Linked DNA regions of Homo sapiens: all the other regions are linked to region 1. The links are chromatin contacts, found by Hi-C in ENCODE. All regions are on one chromosome and are shown on one strand. Each heading gives the region's core, a stretch centred on a gene start or an enhancer-like site at or near the end of the contact. The rest is flanking DNA. Distances are from core to core; before and after follow the strand shown. Region 1 holds the start of ZNF354B (zinc finger protein 354B). Region 2 overlaps LOC128966623 (a long non-coding RNA gene). Region 3 holds the start of CBY3 (chibby family member 3).

What was found. A loop is a pair of places that touch in the nucleus more often than their neighbours do. Pooled maps may share reads with other maps.
Region 2: a pooled map shows a loop between it and region 1 (4-fold over the local background). The contact joins the enhancer-like site here to the promoter of ZNF354B in region 1. A Hi-C loop is called at or near these places in 5 of 50 pooled maps.
Region 3: a pooled map shows a loop between it and region 1 (15-fold over the local background). The contact joins the promoter of CBY3 here to the promoter of ZNF354B in region 1. A Hi-C loop is called at or near these places in 1 of 37 single-sample maps with no recorded cell type and 7 of 50 pooled maps.

Annotation. Positions count from the first base shown.
Region 1 is chr5:178,857,438-178,861,741 of GRCh38, forward strand. It overlaps ZNF354B (zinc finger protein 354B), which reads left to right and starts at 2,516. Exons shown (of 5, transcript NM_058230.3): 1 at 2,516-2,690; 2 at 3,560-3,643. The coding sequence starts at 3,611. RefSeq lists enhancers at 2,366-3,098, 2,383-2,582 and silencers at 2,723-2,922, 3,003-3,082.
Region 2 is chr5:179,528,338-179,532,340 of GRCh38, forward strand. All of the region lies in intron 4 of LOC128966623 (a long non-coding RNA gene), which reads left to right. Among named protein-coding and RNA genes, the nearest start is that of RUFY1, 20 kb to the right of the region's middle. RefSeq lists enhancers at 1,434-2,040, 2,041-2,646. Within about 2 kb of position 2,419, at least 13 of the 41 ENCODE cell types and tissues checked have a DNase peak (open chromatin) inside an H3K27ac peak, as active enhancers do.
Region 3 is chr5:179,679,263-179,683,383 of GRCh38, forward strand. CBY3 (chibby family member 3) reads right to left here and starts at 1,772. Exons shown (of 2, transcript NM_001164444.2): 1 at 1,611-1,772; 2 at 1-3. The coding sequence starts at 1,656. It also overlaps a transcript of CANX not described here.

The DNA.
Region 1 (4,304 bases), core at 1,266-3,765:
TAGAGATGGGGTTTCACTATGTTGGTCAGCCTGGTCTGACCTCAGGTCATCCACCCACTTGGGCCTCCCAAAGTGCTGGGATTACAGGCATGAGCCACTGTGCCCAGCTGAGAAAGGATTTGTTTATTTATTTATTTGAGACAGAGTCTCGCTCTGTTGCCCAGGCTGGAATGCAGTGGTACAATCTCAGCTCACTGAAACCTCTGCCCTCCTGGGTTCAAGAGAGTCTCCTGCCTCAGTCTCCTGAGTAGCTGGGATTACAGGCGTGCCCCACCACGCCTGGCTAGTTTTTGTATTTTTAGTAGAGACGGGGTTTCACCATGTTGGCCAGGCTGGTCTCAAACCCCTGGCCTCAAGTGATGCACTTGCCTCAGCTTCTCAAAGTGCTGGGATTACAGGTGTGAGCCACCACACCCGACTGGAGGAAGGATTTTTATGGAAGACAGCAACACATTCGGCTTTGTGCTGAGAAGCAGAGTGTAGAAGAAAAACAGTAGATACTGGAAAAGGAGTCAAAAGCCATATGGTTTAGGGCCCACAACAAGGATTCTGGCTTTCACTCTAATTGCAAAGAGAAGACAATAAAACATCTCATTTTTGTTAAAAAATCTTTTTTACACCAGGCATAGTGGCTCACGCCTGTAATCCCAGCACTTTGGGAGGCCGAGGCGGGAGGATCACTTGAGCCTAGGCGTTTGAGACCAGCCTGGGCAACATAGTGAGACCCCGTCTCTCAAAAACAAAAACAAACAACAACAACAACAACAAAAAAAAACAGAAGCAGCAGCTTGTGGAAGTGTAGAGTAGTGTAGAGAGAGATAACAGGGCCTTGCACTGGGCAAGCAACCATGGAAGGACACCTGCAGTTCATGGCAACAGGGTGGGCGTGGCTCTACAAGTAAGGGACAGTTGTGCCATATGGAATTACCTATATGGGAAGATTGGTAATTAACACACAGGGAAATCACCATGCTACTTTCTTCTATGATTTTGACTATTTTAGATTCTACGTGTAAATGAAATAATGCAGTATTTGTATTTCTGTGCCTTCTTTATTTCACTTAACATAATGTCCTCCGGGTTCATCCATATTGTCACATATGTCAGGATTTCTTTATTTTTTTAAGGCAGAATAATATTCCTTTGTGTATATAAACACATTGTGGCCGGGCTCGGTGGCTCACGCCTGTAATCCGAGCACTTTGGGAGGCCGAGGAGGGTGGATCACGAGGTCAGAAGTTCAAGACCAGCCTGGTGAAGATGGTGAAACCCCATCTCTATTAAAACTACAAAAATTAGCTGGGCGTGGTCGCGGGTGCCTGTAATCCCTGCTACTTGGGAGACTGAGGCAGAGAACTGCTTGAACCTGGAAGGCGGAGGTGGCAGTGAGCCAAGATTGCGCCATTGCACTCCAGCCTGGGTGACAGAGCAAGACACCGTCCCAAACAAACAAACAAACAAAACATTTCCTTTATCTATTCATCCATCAACAGATAGTTGTTTCCATATCTTGGCCATGGTGAATAATGTTGCAGCTAACATGGGAGTGCAGGTATCTCACGGAGTTTCACTTCCTCTGGATCTATAGCCAGAAATGGGATTGGTGGATCCTAATGTAGCTCTAGTTATAATTTTTTGAGGAACCTCTATACCGTTTTCTGTAATGATTGTACCAATTTACATCCTTTTGATAGTGGCCATCCTAATGGAGGTGCAGTGATTTCTCATTGAGTTTGGGTTTATATTTCTCTTATACCTAGAGATGTTTACCATCTTTTTATATGCTTGTTGCTCATTGCTCATTTGTATATCTTCATTGGAGAATTGCCTATTCAAGTCCTTTGTCCATTTTAAAATCAGGTTATTTGGTTTTGTTATTGTTGTTGAGTTGTAAAAGTTCCATATAAATCCAGGATACATTGCAAATCAGATATATGATATGTAAGCATTTTCGTCTATTCTGTAGATTGCCTTTGTTTCCTTTGATTAGCCAAAGTTTTTAAGTTTGATGTAGTCCCATTTGTCTATTTTTGCTGTTATCTGTGCTTCTGATGTCATATTCAAGAAATCATTGCCATCTCCAACATCCTGAAGTTTTTTCCCTTTTTACTTTAGTAATTTATAAAATAATTTGGTCTCACATTTAGGTTTTTAATCAATTTTGAGTTAATTTTTATGTATGGTGTACGGTCAGGGTACAGGCTCATCTTTTGCACGTGGAAATCCAGCTTTGTCAACATCTTTTGCAGGGGATTTTCCTTTCCCAATTGTGTAGTAGTTGTTTTCGTGCCGCCCACGCCATCCTGAAATTCACACACAGAGTTGCAAGTTACTGCCCTCCGGGAACCTCCCCTTCTCTTCCGAAGAACCAGGAACCCGGGGCTCTACAGCTCACCCGGGCCCTCTCATAGGTCTGGGCGCCTAACAGCTCAGCTGCGACCTCGCCTCAAACGCGTGGAACTACACTTCCCAGAAAGCCAGCGTCCTCCCGTGGACTCCATTTCCTAGAGGCCTTAGCGGCCGCCTTGCTCCTCTAGGTCCCAGGCGCTCTGCGGAGCTTTCGCTGCCCGGTGAGCGGCGCCGGGCTTGAGGTCGCCCAGACGTCGGAGGAGCCGGGTCACGAGGCTGGAGCTTCCTGCTTGCAGAGTGCGGCGGGGAGGCGCGGCCCGGGAACGCGGGATCCTGGGGAGGTGAGCGGCATGGCTGGCTGTGCCGGGAGGAGGCGGCGCCTGGCGCCAGGGCGACCTGAGGCCGCGGGGCTCCGAGGGCCTCTGTGGGCGCGGGGGGGCACCCCCGCGTCTGTCACCGGCCCCCGCGCCAGGACTTGGACTCTCGCCCCTCACGGGCCGCTCCGGTGCCGCTGCCGACGCCCCTGCCTCTGGCTCGCGCCGCCCGCCGTGAACGCGGGGCCAGGCGTTTCCTCCCGGGCCCACCCTGCGCGCGCCGTGTGGGCCTCGCGGACTCGGGGCGCCGGGACCCCGAGCGCAGGGCAGAGGCAGCCGGGCCCGGTTTCTGAGTCAGTCCCCAGGACGGCCACTCCTCCTGCCTCGGGACACCCAGCGCTTTCCTCTTCAAAGCCGTTTTCCGTGGAGTCGGGAGACGATTCGTTGGCGGGAGAGAGAGGAACCGGCTGGGAAAGGCTTGAGGCGGAGGGAAGTCGTCCCGGGGCCGTCGTGGTGGGAGTCCCGGCCCGCCTCGCAGCGGCGTGAACGGGGCAGGTGCCCCGGCGCTGCCTCAGTTTCCTGAGCGGTGCAGTGGGTGCTGGCAGTGCCAGCTGGCGCCGAGGAACTCAGCGGCGTGGGGCGAGCCCTGGCCCTGGTGGGCTCAGCGGGTCGCTGCTGCCACTGCGGGTCCAGCGTCCCCTCCGTAAGCCCCAAGCCTGTGGGGCCTGGGCCTGGCCGGGCGGCCCAGCGCTGCTCTGGTCCGCGGGCTCCTGGCTCCTCCCGAATCCCTGTGAGGGCGCGCGGGGTCCTTCTCAGCGGGAGTCGGGGTTTTAGAGCTGCGGATTCCAGGGCTGGAAAGCAGAAGGGGTTCTTCCTGGCTCCCTTTTTCTTCTCAGATCTGCCTTCTGGAGACTGCGCCGTCCTCCCGGGAGAGCCAGAAAGAGGACATGGCTGCTGGGCAGCGGGAAGCGAGGCCCCAGGTGAGCTCATTGCCCTCCCAGATCCCAGTGGATGGATTTTCCCCACTAACTGGAGTTCTTCACCCGGGACCATCTCCAGCCAGGATGGAGCCCAAGTCCTTTTCTCTTGGAGGAGCTGGTCCGCCCTCATGACTGGTGGATTCTGTAGGGAGGACCACCCACCCTCCCCACCCGTGTCTAGTGGTTTTTAATTAACAGTTTGTTCACGAATCTTCATCCATTGTGTGACTAGTTTGACAAGTAAGATACCACAAGTCTGTCTGTCACTAAGAGCAAACGTACACACGTGGGAAAAATCCCTGCCTCCTCCACTCACCCATGTCTCCGTTCCTGTCCTTCGCAGGAATACTTTCTCTTTTCACCCCTGAGAATCCTCATAACACCACCCCTTCCCCAGGCTTCTCCAACGCATCGTTGTTAGTTTTTTGTCCCTCTTAACTTTGTGAATCATATTCTTTGCTTGTATCACTGTCTTGAAATCTATTGTAGACCGTTTTCATTTTTGTGTAGTGGGAATGAGGAGGCCACCCTTTCTAGTTGAGACGAGAGTGAACAGAGTTGGAGAGGTCGCTTGACTCGCAGGACACAGAAGACCCCTCAGCTAGCGGCAGGAAGGGTTTCATGGGATAGCAATAGTGCAGAGGCAGCGTAGGTGGTAGTT
Region 2 (4,003 bases), core at 1,169-3,668, 670 kb after region 1:
AAAGAATTAATTTAATTTACTAGCACAAAAGCTAGTGTTAAAAATAGGTGTTAAAAATTGAGTCCCGGCAGGGCACCGTGGCTCACGCCTGCAATCCCAGCACTTCGGGAGGTCCAGGCTGGCAGATCACTTGAGGTCAGGAGTTTGAGACCAGCCTGGCCAACATGGTGAAACTCCATTTCTACTAAAAATATAAGAAATAGCCGGGCGTGGTGGCTCGTGCCTGTAGTCCCAGCTACTCAGGAGGCTGAGACAGGAAAATTGCTTGAACCGGGAGGCAGAGGGTGCAGTGAGCCAAGATGGCGCCACTGCACTCCAGCCTGGGCAACAGAGTGAGAATCTGTTTAAAAAAAAAAAAGAAAAAAAAAGTGAGTCCCATCTGATAAACCGAATATTTAAGTAAATTTGAAATATTTTTTGCCCCATGATATTTAGGGGTTTCTACTAATTGACTTTGATGTTCAAGGGCTGTTTTGTGATCCCAAAGCCATTGCCACTTTTACTTTGAACAAGCTGGACTCATGGGGTACTCCAGAGCCAACTCTGTTTTCTCCACGCAGCCTGCTCCTTGCTGCTGGTTCTGAGTCCCTGAATGAAATCTGGGATCTTCATGGCTTACCTACTTACATTCAGGAAAATAAAAAAAAAATCCTCCAGTCATCTCCAATAACAAGAAGAGGTCTGATTTCACTCATTAAACTATGCAGTGTGATGTCATAGCCAAATGGCCACACCGCATTGGAGAGCCAAGTTTTCTCTCCCAGAACAGCCTGCCTGGGCGCGGGCCACCATGCCCGGCTAATTTTTGTATTTTTAGTAGAGACAGGGTTTCACCATGCTGGCCAGCCTGGTCTCGAACTCCTGACCTCGCGATCCGCCAGCCTCGGCCTCCCAAAGTGCTGGGATTACAGGCGTGAGCCATTGTGCCGGGCCACTTTTCTTTCTTTCTTTTTTCTCTTTTTTTTTTTTTTTTGAGACAGAGTCTCGCTCTGTCGCCCAGGCTGGAGTGCAGTGGTGCCATCTCGGCTCACTGCAAGCTCCGCTTCTCAGGTTCACGCCATTCTCCTGCCTCAGCCTCCCGAGTAGCTGGGACTACAGGCGCCCGCCACCACACCCGGCTAATTTTTTGTATTTTTACTAGAGACGGGGTTTCGCCATGTTAGCCAGGATGGTCTCCATCTCCTGACCTCGTGATCCACCTGCCTGAGCCTCCCCAAAGTGCTGGGATTACAGGCGTGAGCCACCGCGCCCGGCCTCTTTTTTAAAGAAGGTTTTATTTTTGCAATAACATTACTAGCGCTATTGACAAGTATCAAATGCACACTGTATAACTACAGCAAACCCATCCACAACGTATTCGACTGTTCAGAGCCCTGAATGACATCTTGATAAAGAGCCAAAAGTTGTTTCCATAAAGATCTTCAAGGTGTTTGAGCACATCTTGTCAGACGCCCGTAAAGGAAGCTGACTCTCACTGGGTTCCAGGAATTACGTGGTTACGTCCATAACAGCCCATCTGACAAGTGGCAAATACCCGTGGAAAACCAATTAACTGTGCTCCTCGGTTTACCCTGGAGGATGGTGGCGGATGACGCGACTAAGTTTGCTTTGAGCCTGCTTCAAGTTCCAACTTCCTTGGAGTTAGTCGCATTTACAATTTAAAACATGCAAAAATCCACGCTTGTGTATGAAATTCGTGTTTCTTCAGAACATGAGGCTAAGACAACGTGGATATTATGGGATGATGGGCCGTTCACAGAGAAATCCCCGTCCCGGGCACACTCAGGCCTGGCGCCTGGCCTGCGGCTCACCTGGTGGGAGGAAAGGTTTCTCTGGGTGGTCCAAGGCGGCACAGGTGACCCAGGGCGAGGAGCCTCTGGGGGGCTCAGCGAACCCAGCGTCCACTCAAGCTCGTCCTGCCCCTGGCAATCCACGCGGTGCCGGGTGGATGCGTGGGAGCCACATCAAAGTCCCCCCACAAGTGCCTGGGGCTCCCCGCTGATTTCGAGGTCTACAGAATGGGTTTCTTGCAACTCACATCCTTCAGCTGGAGGACCCCAGAAAGGCAGAGCTCCCGTCCAGAGTGTGCTGGTCCCGGACGCAGACCTGCTCCCAAATGCCCTGGGGTCGGGCGTAAGGCCTGGGGATCGCCGGAGCCTGGTTTCCTCACTGCGGTGCTCACTGCCGCCGCCTCTTCCCCGGACGCCCGGTCTGTCTGAGGTCGCCGGGTCTGTGGACGCGGATCCGAATCGGAGCTTCCGAGGGTGATCTGAGATCCAAAGTCAGGAGTCTTCTGCATCCTGCCCTTTGTCAGCGCTGGTCCTCATTTCACCTGCCCAGGGCCTTCAGGAGGGGCGACACTCTCCGGCTGCGGGCGGCCCAGCGCTCGCCCCCCTCGGCCCCACGTACTCTTCCTGCCTCGCCCCCATCGCCCTCCTCCGGCTTCCCGCGCCTCCCGGGGCTCTGCGCTTGCGTCCAGGGCGCCCTCTCCGGGGACAATGGGCGGGTGCTTCGCAGGCTGCAGTCAGGGCCGACTTCACCCGGCGAGGACAGGGCGAGGCGCTGGGCCCAGAGGTATGTTTGAAACGATTCGCGTATGTGAATCTACTTTTTGAATTGTAAATTTTATGAAACCTAAATACAAATCATGTACTTCTTATGAAAATTTCGTGTCTGAATTAAGAAGTGCTATCAATATAAAAGAACAGATTTCGAAAACTTAGTACAAAAATAGAAGGTGAAATATTTCATTCATGTTTATGTTGATAACATGTTCAAATGACACTACTTTGGACGTATTGAATTAAATATATTATTAAAACTCATTGCACATATTTCTTTTTACTTTTCTAAGTGGCTACTACAAACATTAAGTCACATGTGTTCTTGCATTATATTTCTACTGGACAGTGTGCTGTACAAGAAAATAGAAAAAGTATAAAAATTATCCAGTTCATTTTATGAAACTAGAATTTTTAATTCTCAAATCAGATAAGGTTAACATAAAAATAAAATTATAAAACCATTTTTTACTTATGATCACTGATATAAAACAAAATATAGCTAACAGAATCAAATAGTATATATATAAATTTATCATATTGTATTTAAGATCTTTATTTTTCTAACATTCTTGGTCCTATGAAAACATTTCAGTATACAACATCAGAGAAAAACCATCATAATCTATATGCCAGTCATCACAATCGACATGGTATAATTTTTAAAAATAAACTATCTTGCCCTGTAGATGTATATATACAGCAGTCCCTCTGTATCCACAGGGGATTCGTTCCAGGACCCTCCCCCCAAAATCCACAATGCTCAAGTCCCTTATATAAAGTAGCATTGTACTGTCAGTCCCCAATTTATGATGGCTTCAATTGGGATTTGACTTGCCAATGGTGCAAAAGCAATGGGCATTCAGAACGCTTCTCATCTTACAATAGGGTTACATCTGGATAAACCCATTGTAAATTCAACTCGCCATATGGTCAATCTATACGATGGATGTATTTGGTTGTAACCCCATCATAAGTCAAGGAGCATCTGTATTTGCGTATAACCTATAACCTATGCACATCCTCTGTCCCAGGTTAATTATTTAGAGGTATAATTTAAATCACCTCTAAATTTTATTTTATTTTATTTTATTTTTGAGATGGAGTCTTGCTCTGTCGCCCAGGCTGGAGTGCAGTGGTGTGATCTCGGCTCACTGCAAGCTCTGCCTCCCGGCTTCACGCCATTCTCCTGCCTCAGCCTCCCGAGTAGCTGGGACTACAGGCGCCTGTAACCACACCCAGCTAATTTTTTGTATTTTTAGTGGAGACGGGGTTTCACTGTGTTAGCCAGGATGGTCTCGATCTCCTGACCTCGTGATCTGCCCGTCTCGGCCTCCCGAAGTGCTGGGGTTACAGGCGTGAACCACCATGCCCGGCCCAATCACCTCTAAATTATTTACACTACTAGTTAATACAATGTAAATGCTATGTAAATAGCTGTT
Region 3 (4,121 bases), core at 522-3,021, 820 kb after region 1:
CTGCTGGGAGACAAGAGTCCGGGTGAGCAGCGTGCTTGGTACAGGCCGCCTCTCAAACCGCGAGGCCGGCGGACATGTCTTAGCCCTGCAGCTACGGCTGCGGCTGTGTCTCACCAGCTGCTGGCCACCGAGGAGCCCGTCGTTCCACGCTGCACAGGCAGCAGTCTCACCTAAACCATCTTCCCCAAAGACCACTGAGGATCAGGCCCTGGGATACATATGCAGATGAAGGACGGGAGGAGGGCCTTGTTCTGAGTTGCAGCTGGAAGGGTGAGGGGTAGGGAATGGTAGCAAGACAAGTAAGTAGGTACTTAAAGGAGGAGTAGGACTTTGCCAGGTGGGTTGAGGATGGAAAATGGAGAACTTCTAGGCAGAGGGAAGAGCCGAGCAGGGCTTTCTTTTTCTTTTTTTTTGAGACTGAGTCTCGCTGTCGTTGCCCGAGCTGGAGTGCAATTGCGCGATCTTGGCTCACTGCAACCTCCACCTCCCGGGTTCCAGCAGTTCTCCTGCCTCAGCCTCTTGAGTAGCTGAGATTACAGGCGCCTGCCATCACCCCCACCTGATTTTTGTATTTTTAGTGAAGACGGGGTTTCACCATGTTGGCCAGGCTGGTCTCGAACTCCTGACCTCAGGTGATCCACCCAACTCGGCCTCCCAAAGTGCCCGGATTACAGGCATGAGTCACTGCGCCTGGCCTTTTTTTTTTTTTTTTTTTTTTTTTTGTATTTTTAGTAGAAATGGGGTTTCACCTTATTGGCCAGGCTGGTCTCGAACTCCGGACCTCAGGTGATCTGCCCGCCTCAGCGCCAAAGTGCTGGGATTACAGGTGTGAGCCACTGTACCCGGCAGGGCAGGACTTTCATATTTCAGATGTGAACACGAGCTTGGATAGGATTGGTGCTGGGAAGAGCAGAAGAGGAAGCTGGGAAGGTGGACCAGTGCACTATGTGAAGGTGCCCTACAGGCAGGCTCGGAAGCTTAGACTTCCTTTTGTGGGTAAGAGGGAACTGCTGAAGGATTAGAAAGCCGGGGTTAGATCTGGATTCTGAAAGCAATCTGGGAGGATATCTAGCATAGCCAACAGCATTATTGCCCTCATCATTCAGTCATTTGATAGACTTGAACTAGCATCTGCTCTGTGCCAGACTCTGGTCTTGGGAAGGGGACCTGAAACAGCCTCTGCCTGCCCTCAAGGTGCTCCTAATCCAGCTTGGAAGACAGATGCGTGTATAGACCACAGTCCAGTGTGTTCACTGACATCCTGGGGTGTGTGCCATGGGCTAGACCTATGCATAGGGCTCAAAGTATCAGGGATTGTGCACACTAAACATGACTTTTATTCCAAACAAACTGTGCCCTCAGGAAGTCCAAAGTCCAGATAACAGACAAGTCCCATTTTGCTCACTTCTCTCTGCACCCCCCACCCCTGCCCAGTAAGTGCTGATTCTATTATGTGAAAAAGGGAGCTATGTGTTGTTTCTAATTCCTCTTCTGCCCATGGGCAGTGAGAAGAGAAAGAACTAGAGCAGGGTTCCCTCTGTTATGCCTTCGTTAATTCATAATACACTTATCCCTCACATATAGGTGGACAGAGGCTGGATGGTACATACCATCCCCAAGATCTGGTTCAGGGAGATGGTCTCTGGAAGCCCACATCCAGGCCCACCCTTGAGATTGTATCTTCTCGGAGGATGTTTCCCCGTTAGTCCTCACTGTATGTTGTGCCTCACCTGGAAGATGGGGTGGAGTTGCTGAGCTGCTGTCCCAGGGCTAGTCCCATCTCTGACCCACTCAGCTCTTGTCCACCTGCTATGACTCACAATGCCTCCAGGCCAGGCCACCCCAGGACAAGAAGGGGTGCTGACCGCTGAGCTGTCAGATAGACTCTGGGCTCTCCCCTGCATGCATTCAGTGCATCATTGAGCACCTACTGTGTTCTAGGAACAGTTCTAGGGAAGTGAAGAACATATTCCCTCACTGAGCTGTCATTCTTGGCAGGGGAATGAAGGGAGTGATCATAAGCAGAGTCCAAGACAGGAATTTGTTCTAGGGGAACTAACAAGATAGTCTCTCAGGAAGCTAACAGAGCGTGTCATGGGTCAGGTTCCCTAGAAGCAGAGCCTAAGCTGAGCATTCTTGTTCAAGTGAATTATTGGGGAAATGCTCTCAGGAGAAGGGGGTGAGGGAAGCAAGACAGGGCGAGAAAAAGGCTAAGGCTGAGCCAGAGTGTGGTCTCACGTGGAGACTAGCTTCCGCTTGCTCTCATGGGGAACTCTGAGCACAAATGGCACCACAGTTAGGCCTCCTTAAAGCAAGGGAGCCCGTCTTTTGTACCCTCCTTCTACATGTCAGTTATTGGCCAGGGCAGCTGAGAGTTACCAGCCAGCTCCTACAGCACCTATGGGATGGGTGCACCACCAGTGATAGGGATCTCAGTAGGGCGCCAGCTGAGGAGGGAGGAAGATAATAGGATAGATGATGAAAATGAAAGGGCAGACTAGCCAACATGGCAAGACCCCATCTCTACAAAAACAAATTAGCTGGGCGTGGTGGCATGCGACTGTAGTCCCAGCTACTCAAGAGGCTGAGGTGGGAGGATCACCTGAGCCCAAGAGGTGAAAGCTGCAGTGAGCAGTGATTGTGCCACTGCACTCCAGCATGGGCGATAGAGACCCTGTGTTTAAAAAAAAAAAAAAAAAAAAGAGGGCCAGGCGCGATGTTTCATGCCTGTAAATCCCAGCACTTTGGGAGGGGAAGGTGGGTGGATCACCTGAAGTCAGAAGCTCGAGAACTGCCTGACCAACATGGTGAAACTCCGTGTCTACTAAAAATAGAAAAAATTAGCCGGGTGTGGTGGCGGGTGCCTGTAATCTCAGCTACTCAGGAGTCTGAGGCAGGAGAATTGCTTGAACCTGGGAGGCAGAGGTTGCAATGAGCGAAGATTGTGCCACTGCACTCCAACCTGGGCAACAAGAGCGAAACTCCATCTCAAAAAAAAAAAAAAGGAATGATTAAATTAATAAGAATATCCAGGCCGGGCACGGTGGCTCACGCCTGTAATCCCAGCACTTTGGGAGGCTGAGGCAGGCGGATCATGAGGTCAGGAGATCGAGATCATCCTGGCTAACATGGTGAAACCCTGTCTCTAATAAAAATACAAAAAATTGGCCGGGTGCAGTGGCTCACGCCTGTAATCCCAGCACCTTGGGAGGCCGAGGCAGGCAAATCACCTGAGGTTGGGAGTTTGAGACCAGCGTGACCAACATGGAGAAACACCATCTCTTCTCAAAATACAAAATTAGCCGGGCATGGTGGTGTATGCCTGTAATCCTAGCTACTTGGGAGGCTGAGGCAGGAGAATCGCTTGAACCCAGGAGGCAGAGGTTGCAGTTAGCCGAGATCACACCACTGTACTCCAGCCTGGGTGACAGAGCGAGACTCTGTCTCAAAAAAAAAAAAAAAAAAACCCTAATTCTGATACGTACAGTGAAGAAAACAAACCAGGGAAATACAGAAAGTGATTTTGGGACAGGGTGAGGAGTAGGAAGTAATTTAGATGTGGTGCTCGGTGAAGGCCCTTGACATTCTTGCTAAAACCTGAACAATAAGGAGACCCCAATCCCTTGAAGACCTGGGGGTAGAGGAGGGAAGTGGCTGGGCATGTTTGAAGGACACGTGCCACGTGTGCGGACAGTGGAAGGAAATGACGTCAGTCCTACCTACTAAGCCCACCCACCTGACTGCAAGGGACAGACCCAGATCCACAGGAGCTCACAAGCTGGGGCAGAGCCCGGTGGTGGTGCCACCTCCTAGGAAACTTCTGTAATAGTTTTATTGAGGTATAAGTGACAAAATCAACTACATTTATTTATTTATTTATTTTTGAGACGGAGTCTCGCTCTGTCGCACAGGCTGGAGTGCAGTGGCGCTACCTCAGCTCACTGCGACCTCCACTTCGAGGTTCACACCATTCTCCTGCCTCAGCCTCTCAAGTAGCTGGGACTACAGGCACCCGCCACCATGCCTGGCTAATTTTTTGTATTTTTTTTTTTAGTAGAGATGGGGTTTCACCGTGTTGGCCAGGATGGTCTCGATCTCCTGACCTTGTGATCCGCCCACCT